Linked DNA regions of Homo sapiens: region 2 is linked to region 1. A link is a loop called in an ENCODE intact Hi-C map of the cell type or tissue named here. Cell type or tissue: A673. All regions are shown on one strand. Each heading gives the region's core, and the rest is flanking DNA. Links, peaks and the distances in the headings are about the cores only.

Region 1 (7,518 bases), core at 1,551-6,550:
TCTGAAGCAGCCAGGACCACAGGTGCACACCATTACACCTGGCTAATTTTTAAATTTTTTTGTAGAGACAGGGTTTCTCCATGTTGCCCAGGCCGGTCTTAAACTCCTGGGCTCAAGAGATCCTTCTGCTTCAGCCTACCAAAGTGTTGGGATTACAGGCGTGAGCCACTGTGCTTGGCCAGAAGTACTTTTTTTTGAGATGGAGTCTCATTCTGTCACCCAGGCTGGGGTGCAGTGGTATGATCTTGGCTCACTGCAGCTTGTGCCTCCAGAGTTCAAGTGATCCTGCCTCAGCCTCCCAAGTAGCTGGGACTACAGGCACGTGCCACCATGCCTGGCTAAGTTTTTGTACTTTTAGTAGAGACGGGGTTTCACTGTGTTAGCCAGGATGGTCTCAATCTCCTGACCTCATGATCCACCCAAAAGTACTGGGGTTACAGGCATGAGCCACTGTGCCCTGCCCAGAAGTATTTTGAATAGCAGATAAATTTCAGACAGACACATAAGGTACCTACATGCACACACATGCACACACACAGCTAATTGAATGGCAGTGCTACACATACACATTCATACAGATCTCTGGGCCTCCATTTTCTTATCTACAGAATAAAAATGTTATAACCAAGAACATTTAATGTCTCTTGGGATCTAGATTGTGAACAATCTATACTCTTACTATGTCAAATAAATTGTATGGAATTCAGTGATGGCAATCAATAATCTGGAAAACAAATCAGTTCGTCTGTCTGACTTAATCAGTAGGTTGTTTAATTGAATTGATTTGTCAAAATATTATGCTGTCACTCCAGTAAGGACAAAAATACCTTCAGAATTCAGTAAGACCAATTCTCACAAACAATGTACATTTGTTAGAGACTAGTCCAACAAGAAATATTTCTATTAAATTGGTAATGACATGTTAGACTGAAGTGGTCTGCCTCAGGCCTTTGTGATCACAACAGCAGTGTGCACCATCTGTTAGAATTCAGTTCTCCCCCAAACCTTTAGAATGTCCTGCAAAATATAATACAGGGAATGAAGAGCATATCAGTCATGACCCAGTATTATACCGAAGACACAAGGGGCTCTTCCTAGTAGTGTGAAATTCTTACTGAGAAACTAAAGCATGCACCACCATCTCAACCAAGAAAAGGCTACCAAGGGTAACGCAGGGGCAAGCATTTCCTGGGGTGGAGACAGGGTCACAAGACATATTTTAGTGCATGAACTGGCCTGGTTCCCCTTCCCACCTCTCCTCCTTCCCTCTTTCTGCTCCAGCTACACTGGCCTTGGTATATCTGAACACACCAGTCACATGGTCTTTAGGCCTTCGCAATGGCTGTTCTCTCTGCTTGGAATGTTCTCCTAGATAAGCATGTGATTATTTTCTCACATCAAGTTTTGCTCAAATGTCACTCTGTCAGTGAGGACCATCTTGACCTCCCTGCTTAAGATGGAAATACACACTCTGACTTCCCTTATGCTCATCTCCATTTTCTTTTTTTCTATAACATTTATACAATTTTGCCATACTAAACAATTGACTTGTTTATTTTATTTTCCTTTCTTTATTTTGAGATGGAGTCTCACTCTGTCGCCCAGGCTGGAGTACAGCGGCACGATCTTGGCTCACTGCAACCTCTGCCTCCTGGATTCAAGTGATTCTCCTGCCTCAGCCTACCGAGTTACTGGGTCTATAGGCGCACACCACTCTGCCTGGTTAATTTTTGTATTTTCAGGAGAGATGGGGTTTTACCATGTTGGCCAGACTGGTCTCGAACTCCTGACCTCAGGTGATCCACCAGCCTCGGCCTCCCAAAGTGCTGGGATTACAGGTGTGAGCCAGCTTGCACAGCCGACTTATTTATAGTATTTGTTTATAGCTTTATCTACCAACCAAAATGGAAGCCCCATGTGGGAAGGGGATTTCCTGGGGTGCACACAGGGTCCCAAGAAATATTTGCTCACCAATGCATCTCATATGCCTGCCTAGAGCAGAGGTGAAGTAAATATTTATTCAATAAACGTATGAAAAGATAAATGAATAAAAAGGTTCTATTTATATCCTAGAAAGGATCTCTGGGTTATTGCTAGAAAATAGTTCAACTTGACCCAAATAAATGAACTGGTTAAATAAGATACTTATAGCACTTCCATTCTGACCTGGTCTCACATGTAGGTTGTCATTGGTCCTATGACCTGGGCAGAAATGTATAACTCAATGTATTTATTTATGCTTGCTTTTAAGGAATTTTTCATGAGACCTCTGTTTTGGAATTTGGAGAGATTAAGGAATAGCTGAATTTCACATAATGGATTTTTTAAAAGCCATGAGGGGTTATGAGAGAATGGGAAGGAGCCAGCAGATGGCACTCTGGCCTTCCTCTCTCCAGTCTCAATGAACAAGCTTTGCATTTATGTTCTTCTGCACAAGCTATCACTGAAAAACAAAGAAAGAAAAACAAGTGTTTTACAAAAACTAAGTGTCTATAAACCACCGAAATAGAGTCATTCTAGAGCTGTATTACTGCCATATCTAATGAAATCAGGTGTTAAGACTGTTGTACATGCTTACGTGGGATATGTCCACTCATAATAATCACCATGTAGCTTTTTGGTTTGCTTAAGACTAAAGGGGCTCAAGGGATCCACAGAGATGCTCTTCTTTTGATGGACTTTACCAGATAGTGCTTATACTCAAGAATCTCAGAGAAGCATTCAAGACTTAGTTTATTTTTTATTATTTATTATTGCTATTTTTGAGATGGAGTTTTGCTCTTTTTGCCCAGGCTGGAATGCAATGGTGTAATCTTGGCTCACTGCAACCACCACCTCCCAGGTTCAAGCAATTCTCCTGCCTTGGCCTCCCAAGTAGCTAGGATTACAGGTATGCACCAACACATTTGGCTATTTTTTTTTTTTTTTAGTTGAGACGGGGTTTCACCATGTTGGTCAGGCTGGTCTCAAACTCCTGACCTTAGGTGATCCACCCGCCTCGGCCTCTCAAAGTGCTGGGATTACAGGCATGAGCCACCACACCTGGCCTCAAGACTTACTTTAAATTAAAATAACAGGAGAGAATTATAGAATGACAATCACCAAGGATTCTAAAAGTCTACATAACCATAAGCACAATTGTTCACAGAGCATCTAGACCCGATCTCAGTAAGAAACAATGAAAGCACTGACTTGGCACCAACACGAGACTGAAAAACCAGACCACAGGCTTCTCTTAAACATCAACATGGCCTTGGGAGTGGGCAGTGGAGGGACGCGGAAAATTTATAGCCTCCTAAAAAGATCCGTCTGCTTTCTTAAATTCTTCACCTCGCTTATTTCCTTAGTGCTGTGCTCATCAAAAAGCACAAATAAAATACATATTCAGGACATCCCAAGTATAAGAAAAATTATCTGACACAGAGCAGCAAAGGACAGAACATGCATAGCCATAAAAGAGTTTGGCGAGTTTTCATTTTTATTTCTTAAGAGGTTTCTAATCATATCTAATTCAAAATGACCATTTTGTCAAAGTGTGTTAGAAACAAAGGCTGGGCTTCAGTTTGTGCCCTCCTTTTTAATCAAAAGTTTTGTGCTTACTTAAAATTCTTTGCAAATCCTCAGATTGGTCCCAGAAATGCCCCATTTCCAGGGGGCCCCCTGAGTTCAGCCCTAGCTGGAGCTGAACCAGAAATACAAGCAAAATGTCTGGTCTCACCGTCAGACCCGCTCCGATGGTCATGAAAATTTGGAACAAACCAGGCCCCCTCACTTAGATGAATGTGACGTACTTTCAAAAATGGTAAAATTCAGGCCCTGGATGAAATAACTGAGTTTGTAGGCTACTTGTGAAATAAACACACTGTCTTCATTCAGAGTGCCTGCTATCTTGGGAGGGAACGCTAGATGTCACTGCCCCCATGAATACCATACTGGGAATCTCCGTGAAGGGAAAAAGTCTCAGTATTTCTTGTATTCTAAGTGTCTTGATTTTTGCACAGTGGGTTCAGCACTTTACAACCAATAAGACCCAATGATTTTTAGCCAATAATTTTCTAAAAAACTAAATCCATGTAAATAATTCGTATTACTCTTATCGTGAGCATAAGCATTACATTCTACCTTCCTTCTATGACAAACTGGGCAAAAAATCCCTGGCGTGGACATGACACAGGGACATTCAGCCAGTACACACAGGCACAGCCATCCCAGTTGTTGCCACACCAAAATGCTTCCCTGCTAATTCACAAACAGCCACTGCTACAAGCCCCCAAATGTGTCCTATTACATCAACGGCCCCAAACTCTCACCAGGATCCTACAATTAAAGGAGTTACAAATCTGTTCCAACAGGGCAATGGTAGGCAACCTCCCCGACCAGCTGTTGCCACGCCATACAGTTGTTAATTTTTTTTTTTTTTTTTTTTTTTTTTTTTGAGATGGAGTCTCACTCCATTGCCCAGGCTGTAATGCAGTGGTGCTATCTCGGCTCACTGCAAGCTCTGCCTCCTGGGTTCAAGCGATTCTCCTGCCTCAGCCACCTGAGTAGCTGGGATTACAGGCACATGCCACCACACTCGGCTAATTTTTTATATTTTTGGTAAAGATGGGGTTCCACCATGTTGGCCAGGCTGGTCTCGAACTTCTGACCTCAAGTGATACTCCTGCCTCGGCCTCTCAAAGTGCTGCGATTACAGGCGTGAGCCACTGCACCCAGTCACAGTTGTTAAATATTTTTAAAAGCATCCCTGTGTAAGGTACAAATGGATGCAGAAGTAGAGATCTTCTGTTTTTAATCCATTCCAGGCAGCAATGCTTGTTTCCAAATCAGAACCGGGATGTGCTGCCCCCGTTTTAAAAAATGAATTTGAAACCCTGTCGTGGAAACTTTAGCTTGGGTCCCTTTCAGAAGAACTTATACTTCTATAAAAATTCACCTTTCCCACACACTGCCCCCCTGCCTCCAGTTGTGTAGGGGTAAATTTAAATAAGAAATTCTTTTTTTCAGATACGTGAAGTAAACTGGGAATCTTCTGTAGCCAGTGGAAAGACATCAGCACAAGTTGAATCTGTAGAATAATCTTTAATAAATACAAATCAATCAGGAATTAGAGAACATATTCAAATAATAAGTAGCTACCGTATACTGATCAGATACTATACCATCTAAAACTTAGTAGTTTACATGCATTATCTCATTAAAAATTCAGTTATGTGAATAACTTCTACAGGGTCATCCTGCTAATTCTTGGCCACAGATACTCTGTCCTGACTCCAGAGATGGCTCTTCTAGCCATTCTATTATATTTCTTTGCAAGTAGCCTAAAATAGATCAAAGAATAACTTCTCACTCCATACTCCACAGCAATTTCACTCACAAGAGTGGCTCTCAAAGTTTGATGTGTATTGTTGAAAACACACCAATAATGTTAAACACATTTCTAGTAGTAGAGAGTTTTACTAAAGTGCTTTGGTTTGCAGAATAGCTCACATTATGGAAAGAAGTAGGAAAAATAGTCAAGAAACAGGATTTTTTGAGCCCAGAAAAATTAACACCAATTCCCAACATGACTTTCTGGCATCATGAAATGGAACAGCACCAATCTTTCAAAGAGCAAAGAGAAAGCCACTAACAGATTCCGAAAGCTACCAGCCAGCCCTGTGGTTCTACAGTGACTGTGATTCACAGTTATGCACAATTCTATTCCACATACTCTTAAAAATCAAAGGCATGAGAAATCACCGGTTCCACGTCCTGAGCTTAACACGTGAGAAAACCAAGGTCAAAGAGGTTAAAGACTTGCTTTCCTGAGTTGAGTCTCTGCAACTCCAAATCTAAATTCTACCAAGGCGCAGGACCCTTATAAGGAAAGCAGTCCCAGGGGCCTCCTCTGTATCAGTGGTCAGGCTGTGTGTTACAGGACCTGCCGCCAAGGGCCACAGGTGCACGAACCAGAAATGAGTTTTGAACACACTTCTCCAACAAGTGGCATGCTGGTTGCATGAGGCCAGATGATTATCTGTAGAGATGGGATCCTCTATTCCCTTACATCCTTTATGTGCTTCCTCACAAACCCACAAGGCAGAGAAACTTAAACCAGTGCTCAAAGGCAAAAAGTCTAACACATTTGATCCGAGGTCATATATCATAATTAACTATTGCCAGGGCTCTCACTTCCAGTTTGGCTCAGAACCCAAGTCTTCTTTTAATCTGGTGATTTGTAATTGTTTTATGGGCAGAAGGGGGGATTCCAGGTTTTACGTTTTTATTTATTCTGATTTATGTTTAATTCTGATAAATAAACTTAACAAATAGCTGTTCCATATATGACAGGGTTGCACTTGCAGATCTGTGGTGGGGTAAAAAACATTTTATAAACGACCCTGGAATAATTCCTTATCCAAATAGAAAACTTAAAATTAGATTCCTCCTTCATATTACAAACAAAAATAAGCAAACATTTAAAAAAATATTAGCAGTAAATATAAAAGAATATTTCTTACAAGATGAGAAATGGAAAACAAAGGAAAAAATGGTTCAAGTTGACAACATCACAACTTGGTACTCATATTCATGAAAATGCAGTGGAAAACCAACTCATAGACTGGGGGTAGATATTTGCAACACATAAAACTGACAAAGGATTACAGTAAGTATATAAAAATATCTTCTACAAATCAATATAAAAAGCAAAAAAACACAATATATGGCAAAAGGTATCAAGTCAAGGTATAAAAGCAGAAGAGGATCAGACTGACAAAATGGTGAAAGTAAAATATTTCCAAGAGTTCATAAAATGTGGGGGAATGAGAACTCAGATGCTGCTGGTTGAGATGTAAAAATGGCACCATGATTTTGGAGAAGTGCAATATTGAGTAAAGGTAAAAATATGCACACCGTACAACTAAGCCATTCCACTCCAAGGTCGGCCTTAAGCAGAACTTCCCCACTGATTGACTGAGTTGTAGGTGTGCCTGAGATATCAATCTATTCAGCTGTACAAACACCTGAGGCCTGGAGGATTTGGGCCTGTTGATACAGCTGTGAACACCCTGAAAATATTATTTTCTACATATGTCATAATTCAGAAAAGATTGAGAAAGCACTGCCCTAGAGAAACGTCTGCACGTTTGTACCAGAACTAATGCACCTGCATATTTATAATGTCATTGTTGGTAATGGGGAGAAAAAAAAAAAGAAACCACGTAAATAAATATCTGTCAGCAGAAAATGTGATAAGTGAATTGTGTCGCATTCACGCCACGGAATACTCTACTGCATGAAAATGAATGAACTGCTCCATGTGTAACATTACTGATAAATTACAACCATCAGGTTTAGCAGCAAGAGAGGTGTGAGCAGCACACTACAGTATTCCGCTATTTATATAAATCTGAACCCTGTAAATACATCTTACAGGAAAACATCTAAGAATACTCAGTACTATACATTGCTTAAAGAGATACACGTGTATAATAAAAATATTTTAAAACTCACAGAACTGGTTTAAGAAATTTA
Region 2 (7,518 bases), core at 1,731-6,730, 370 kb after region 1:
AGATGTTTCCAGTGCCGTGGAGAATGAATGACACTGCCAGGATGATCCTCTTCTCCTTTCACTTGATTTGCAGATCGTGATCTTTTCAGCAACAAATGCAGGCTTCAAAGTGACCTCATGTACCCCTCAAAGATTTAAATTGAAGATCAAAGAAAAACTAACCTCCTAAGTCCCACAGTTAAGAGTTTCCTATATACATATTTCTCACTAAATTGTTCTCCCCCATAGCTTCTTCAATTCCTAAGCACAATCTTGATCCTAGAAAAATATATAAGATGTGAGTGTAAAGTTGTCATGCTGATTTTTATCAATTAGTTGGGGAAGTTGTATTCATTGGTATAATCATAACTTACGTGTATAGGTCTTAATGTGTCCACTTGAAATATACTTCCATGATTAATACAAAAGGTATCATCTCAATTATGTAAAAAAAAATTTCTAGGTTTTTGTTTAGAAACAATAATTTTAACTTTACAACTTTACTTTTATTAATATTATTTTATTGTTTAAAATAAAATCTTATCAATAATTTTTAATGGAAGGTTTTCTAATTTATTTACTAATTCTCATGCTGAATTTCAAAGCAACTTTGGCCATCCAATTTCCTAAAATAATTATAGCAATAAAAATATCAGGTTTTTTTCTTTCACTACATTATGTTATACAAAGTAGAGTTAAATGTGCACTCCAGTTCTAGAGCATCCTAACTAACCTGTTTTCTGCTAAATCATTTGCAAACTTTACTGGCTATAAGTGCCACACTAAATTTAAGTAATTGTTATTCAGACATACCAGTTCTGATTCCATTATTATCTTCTATTGTGAATTTTCCAGGATAAGTAGACACAGAATAACCAAGAAATTGTTCATAGGCTGCAGCTGGGCTATTCTCGTGGCCTAAGACACTCAATGGGGTCAACACAGGAAGATGGATACCATTTGGCAGGTGCTAGAAGTAGGAGTGTTTCGGGGACTTTTAAGTCTTTTTCTGCTACTACTCTATTTGTTTCTCATCTATTTGTTAGTTGCTTTTTCCTCCCCTCCCCCAGCCCCAATCAGTTTCCAGGCACTATGTGTCAGGAAGCTGTCTCCACCATCTCCACCATCCATTTCCTCTTGTTTTGCTGGGGGGAAATGAAGAGCAGCTGCAGCTATTCAGCAGCCTCATCAGTGGAAGATGAAAATGATCATCATTTAATCAACAAGCACTGCTGAGTGCCCATTATCATTATGCTGTTTCTCAAGCCGCTCATCTTCGGGACAAGCATTCCCAGCTCATTTTATTCATCTATTTTTTTCTGCTTAGTACATTTTCTGTGTATTTTTAATTATGCACCTAAAATTGAGACATACATTTCTTTAAAAAAAATTTTTTTTAGTAGAGACGAGGTCTTGCTATGTTCCCTGGACTGGCCTCAAACTCCTGGGCTCAAGCTATCCTTCCCACCTTGGCCTCCCAAAGTGGTGGGATTACAGGCATGAGCCACCGTAGCTTGGCCAAGAAATATATTCCTTTAAAAGGTTTAGGCTGACATCTAACCATTTCAAAAAAAAAAAAACTCCTATATTTTTCACTGTTCAACACCCTCCCAGCATCAGCTAAATTCACAAAGAAAAAAGAAATCTAAAGTCTGAAACAGTCCATTTAGAAATCTTTTTTAGGAGATAAAATATGGACCTAAAAAAAGAAGATACACACACACACACAGATAATTCCAAGGAATTAAGCATTGTTCACAAGTGTAAGGTAGACTGCTCTGCATCCAGATAATGCATGAAAAAAATAATGTTTTAAAACTACCCATAAATGGATTACACATTAAAAGAAAAAGAAATTGAATTATCTTTCAGTGATAAGAATTCTTTCAATTATTATACAATTTTCACATTGTGGCATTTTCAGCATTTGTGATTAAATTCATACGTTGTTCGTTGAATTATTGATTTACATTGATTAAATTTGATGTTTATGATAGAATTTTCCAGAGTTGGGTAGAAAGGGGTGCTCCCAGGATTAAAGCCAAGTATATTATCACTGTCAAGTTTCTCACCATATCCTAGCTGGGAGATAATAAAGTCCAATTCCTCGATGGTGTGGATACTTGTGAGGTCACCGCCTTCCTTCCTGCAGGTGGTCAGAGCATCCCTCTGGATTTTTTTCTCATCTCTGTGAATCTTGTAACAGTGACCGGCATACGGCCACCACTGACTAGGACAGTGAGTAGGCACATCACTTTCTAGAAACAAAAAGGGGGGTCGGAAAAAAATTTTAAAAGATTTGATTAAAACTATAACAATATTTTAATCATTTTATATAATACATGAAACAGCTTATAGTTACTAGGCAAATAAAGGTAACATTTAGTTTTTATTTTCGCAGCATACATATTCACCAAAAATAGACAAGGCATATACTATTTTGTTGGTTTTTAGACAAAACAAAATAACCTACTTTTTAATCAAATGGGAAATCACCTTATCAACTTTCTTTCTTTCTTTTTTTTTTTTTTTTAAGAGACAAGGTCTCCCTCTATTCCCCAGGCCAGAGTGCGGTGGTGTGATCATGTCTCATTGCAGCCTCAACCTCCTGGGCTCAAGCAGTCCTCCTGCCTCAGCCTCCTAAGTAGCTGCTACTACAGGGCATAAGCCACTGTACTTGGCTATGGGAAATCTCTTTTTAAAAAGTTATATCTACAACAAGACTATACTAATACATATTAGATTATCTAAATCTTGTCAGCAAACCTGAACTAAGCATCTGTTATGCACTGTTTAAATGCTGGAGGCCTGAAAGCTTTGGGGGACTAAACACATCCCCTAAAAGATTTGAATTTACTTTATTCTATGGACATTAGGGAGCCAGTCACTCTTGAGAGGCAGGTTAGTGTTGAAGTAGAGAGCTGGAATGGCTGGGGGACAAACGGTCTCCAAGGAGCCTCCGCCACCATAGCCACATGAGTCAGCCACTTGTTGCCTCAGAACAGACCCACTACCATTTAGTTGCTACCCAAAACTGACACGTGCTTGTGACTAGGAGAGGGATCTGGAGTCATAACTCCTAAAACCTGAATTTGCGGTAAGTTGTGTGATCTTCGGCAAGTCACATCACATGAAAAGGAGTACCCATATAGGTGAAAATTTTTAAATGAGATTAGTACTAACACTAATATCAAACCACCCACCCCATGTTCTTCTGAACTAGAAAAGAATAGAGAGAGTGTGCTTGTAAATCACAAGCACCACACAATCATTATTTAATTAAACCAGCTGTCAACATCCTCAGCCTCGCTACTAATAGGATCAAATTGTATAATCTTGATTATACGCTGCAAAAATTTAATAGTAATGAGCTAGGGGAAAGTGACAATAAAGACATTTGAAGGCAGATGTTTATTCATCCCTATTGCCTTGAGCCTGGCACAGGGCCTGGTACATATAAGCGTATTGAGTATTGGAAGAGAAAAAGAATTGAAGTTATAGTTGATATATGGCTGCTTGTTATTACTATTCTAGAGATACTATTTCAAACAGTAATTTGGCAACATGTTTTGCTTAGAAGGGGACTATATTGCCAAATGAAAGTGAACGTATATATTATTTAAGCTCATATTAAATGTTTTCAAATGGCTGTCTTAGTATATGTTCGTTATAGGGTACCTTTCTTCACTATTCCTTTGATGAATTGGTCGTATCTTCCCTTAAAGGTGGAGAGTATCTGAAACATCATTGTTTAAGCCCAGGATTTTGTGCCCTGCAGTCATACAAGTAACTACTCAGTCATGAGGCTCAAATGCTGTACAATTGTAATAAAAAATGCATATTTAAAAAAATTCTATTCCCTCAATACAATTTAGATTCTGTGCACTTCCAGTGGTTACAAAAAAAAAAAGAAGAAAAAGAAAAAGAAAGCAAGCTTAGTACAGCTTTGGAGCCCTCTGGTGGGTTATTTTAATTTTGCTACCTAGGAAATTGAAAATAGTATCAGCCAATGCTGTCCTTCAAAAACTGAAATGATGAACTTTAAACATATTTGAAAGCATGAAAACAACCAACTTGAGTGAAATGAAGGGGAGTTCCCTGGGGCAGCCACAGAAGATGATTTGTTCCTCTAGCCACAGCTCATGTGCTCAGTGGCCACATGCGGTTAAGTGGCTGCTAAGCCAGAGAGTACAGCCCTAGAGACCTGAGGATTATGGACAAACGGGTTAGTGTTACAATAATTCACAGGGTTTGAGGTTGAATTCTTGCCTAAGGCTGTTGCTAATCCCGTATGCTGCATAATTTGAACTCTGATACGCTTTTCCAAGCTCTGGTTTATTTGAGTTTATAGATAAAACAGAATCATTAATCCAGGGAGTATAGAGATGTTCAGAAACTGACATCAAGTGGTTAGCGAGTGAAGAAGGCATCATGGAGGAATAAGAATGTACTGAGTGTTTGATGAAATGAACAAAATTTTATCTCAGGAAGAAGAGTCATGAACATTTCCATTTTACACATGAGGATCCCAGCACCGGCAGGTTAAGCAGTAAGGCCAAGTTACAGAATTCTGAGTGCTGTACCAGAGAAACTATAAAGTAACTATTCTCCTCTTTGGCAACATGGAAATTCCAAGTCTTAGAAAGAGAATTGTAATGAAGGCTTCCAAAAAAGGAAAAAATACACTATTTCTCCTAGAGGAGGAATAGTAGAGGTAAAATGCAAAAATGGTGAGCTTTCTCTAAAGATACCCACCGTCACTATGGAGAGCCTGTAAAGGATAATCAAACCCAACATCCAGGTCCCGCATCTATATCTATTTAGGATCTTGGCCAAATCTATATCAATTAAAATTGCAAACACATCTCCTCCCTAATCCAACAATTCCACTTCCAGGAATGATCACATGCATGAAATGATGTGCATAGAATGTATATAGTTATTTACCTCAGGACTGTTTGTATTAATAAAAGATTGGAAGTAAATTAAATTAAAAATCCATTACACAGGAGATCGGTCAAAAAAATATATGTGCTGTCTCTGCAATAGCTTTTGGACAGCCATAAAATTAAACATAGAAGCTGTTTATATTCTACGTGGAATGATGTCCAAAATTGTTGTTAAGTGGAAAACTTAGGATAAAAACATATTATAGTATACTGCCATTTGTATGAAACAAAAATAATTATAAATATATTTGTTTATATAGTCACAGAATAACTAAGGATACACACCCAGAAACAATTATTCTCCAGGAAGGTAAACTGGGTGTTACAGGTGAGAGGTAGGGAAAACCTTATTATTTATCATGTTGTATCTTTTGAATCTCTAGCTATGTCAAGCGTATTTTAAAATACATGAAATTGCTTTCAAAGCCAATGGGAAGAAAAAAACAAGAATGCCACATTGTCAGTTTCCTCCAGCAGAAAAACAGAAATAAATTAAACCATTTAAAGCATTCGCTGTCCCTCCAAAAAGAGGTAATAATAAAAAATATGTAGTTTGTCTTTCATCAATTGGAAGAAAGAATTCTTGCCTTAGTAGTTTATTCTCCTATAAAATTGTAAGGGACAACACAATTGATTTTTTTTTTTCTTGAAGTCTAGCCGATATTTAAAATTCAGTTACAGGCCAGGCACGGTGGCTCATGCCTGTAATCCCAGCACTTTGGGAGGCTGAGGTGGGTAGATCACCCAAGGTCAGGAGTTCAAGACAAGCCTGGCCAACACAGCGAAACACCATCTCTGCTAAAAATACAAAAATTAGCTGGGCGTGATGGCACACATCTGTAATCCCAACTACTCGGGAGGCTGAGGCAGGAGAATCACGAACCCAGGAGGCGAAGTTTGCAGTGAGCTGAGATCGCGCCATTGTACTCCAGCCTGGGTGACAGAATGAGACTCTGTCTCAATAAATAAATAAAATTCAGTTACAACTTTTTAGATATTTTATTCTATTTTATGAAAACTTTAGTATAAGACGCTACACTGAATAGCAAGGAAGCCCAGATAGAGCCGTGAGGACCTAATATAAACATCCCTTCCAAATGTTGACTTTCTAGCTTGGATTCCGGTTTTGCCATGTCTGCAAGGTTTCTGTATCCTCTGAATATCTTTTTCCTCAACTATAGCATGTGAATCATGACACCTACCTCAGAGGACTGATTGGGAAGGTAACATTTTTATTTAGGTCAGAGGATCTCCACAATGCCCAGACACCGCCGCACACTCAGGAAATACTAGCAACCAGCACACAGAAATATTGCAGTAATATCATTAAGTTTACCCCATCAACTATCCACAAAACCTCTGGCGGCATTCCAACAGTTACACCTAAGCTGTAATGTTACTTATCTTTCAATTCTAATAGTTGAGGCACTTCAGATCCCATAGATCACTTACCTGAGGGAATAACAAAAGAATTTAAAGTGGTGTTGCCCTTTTTGCAAATATAGCCCAGTTTCTGAACACATTCCAGATTTTCCCATTTAGCATTTTTTCCAGGATTTAGTGACACACAGCTTTTTCCAGGTTCAGCTGATGGACTTCCTTCGAGGAAAAGGAAAAGTTAAAGTGGACTATTATAGCTATTCCCAGCAGATAGCATCCCTCCCACGTCTCCTCATGTCTTCATCCTGGGGATTCAATGGACCACCATTCTGTCTTTTGCTACACATTCACAAAAAAATATTTACTGACTGCAGAGCAAAAGACACGATGGGTGTCTATTGTTTTCTTATCGTTGGATCATTCCAATACTTAGAATGTTGATAAAGCAAATATACTTCTTTGAAACAACCCTTTCCCCCATTATCAGCTAATAAAGCTACACCTTAAAACTTGAACAGTTGTCACAACGGATTACATTATCAAAGAGAGGTACCTAATGAAAAGAATGCATGATTATGCCGCCATAAAAAAAAATGAAATCATCATGTCCTTTGCAGCAACATGGATGCAACTAGAGGCCATTATCCTAAGCGAATTAATGCAGAACAGAAAGCCAAATAGCCATGTTCTCACTTCTAAGTGGGAGCTAAATACCGAGTACTCATGGACACAAAGATGGCAACAACAGAAACTGGGGACTATGAGATGGGGGAGGAATGGAGGGTAACAAAGTTTGGAAAACTAGCTACTGGGTTCTATGCTCACTGCCTGGTTGATGGGATGGATCATTTATATCCCAAACCTCAGCAACATGCAATTTACCTAGGTATGTAACAACCGTGTACATGTATCTCTGAATCTACAAGTAGAATTTATTAAAAAGAAAGAATACATGATGTTCCAAACCTGCCACACTAAACATTATTAGGGCAGGGCACGGTGGCTCACGCCTGTAATCCCAGCACTTTGGGAGGCTGAGGCGGATGGATCAACTGAGGTCAGGAATTCGAGATCAGCCTGGCCAACATAATGAAACCCCATTTCTACTAAAAATACAAAAAAATCGGCCGGGGAGCTGGCGGGCACCTGTAATCCCAGCTACTTGGGAGGCTGAGGCAGGAGAATTGCTTGAACCTGGGAGGCAGAGGTT

The links. Hi-C counts contacts between places; a loop is a spot of excess contacts. Peaks named below come from ENCODE experiments on the same cell type or tissue, not always from the same donor. Only the 100,000 strongest peaks of a DNase experiment are listed, where the experiment ranks them.
Region 2: it touches region 1 in a loop (7-fold over the local background); 70 of 110 quality-filtered maps call a loop at or near these places.

What each region holds. Positions count from the first base shown.
Region 1 is chr10:18,211,544-18,219,061 of GRCh38, reverse strand. The region is part of intron 2 of CACNB2 (calcium voltage-gated channel auxiliary subunit beta 2); the gene reads right to left. Among named protein-coding and RNA genes, the nearest start is that of CACNB2-AS2, 46 kb to the left of the region's middle. In A673, for the core only: CTCF peaks have their summits at 2,169, 2,369 (motif pointing right) and 3,889; DNase peaks (open chromatin) are centred at 2,371 and 3,911; H3K27ac peaks cover 2,486 bases.
Region 2 is chr10:17,844,298-17,851,815 of GRCh38, reverse strand. It overlaps MRC1 (mannose receptor C-type 1), which reads right to left. Exons shown (of 30, transcript NM_002438.4): 6 at 6,381-6,527; 7 at 2,052-2,237. MIR511 (microRNA 511) reads right to left here and starts at 6,709; the gene lies at 6,623-6,709. In A673, for the core only: a CTCF peak has its summit at 3,941 (motif pointing left); a DNase peak (open chromatin) is centred at 3,935; H3K27ac peaks cover 693 bases.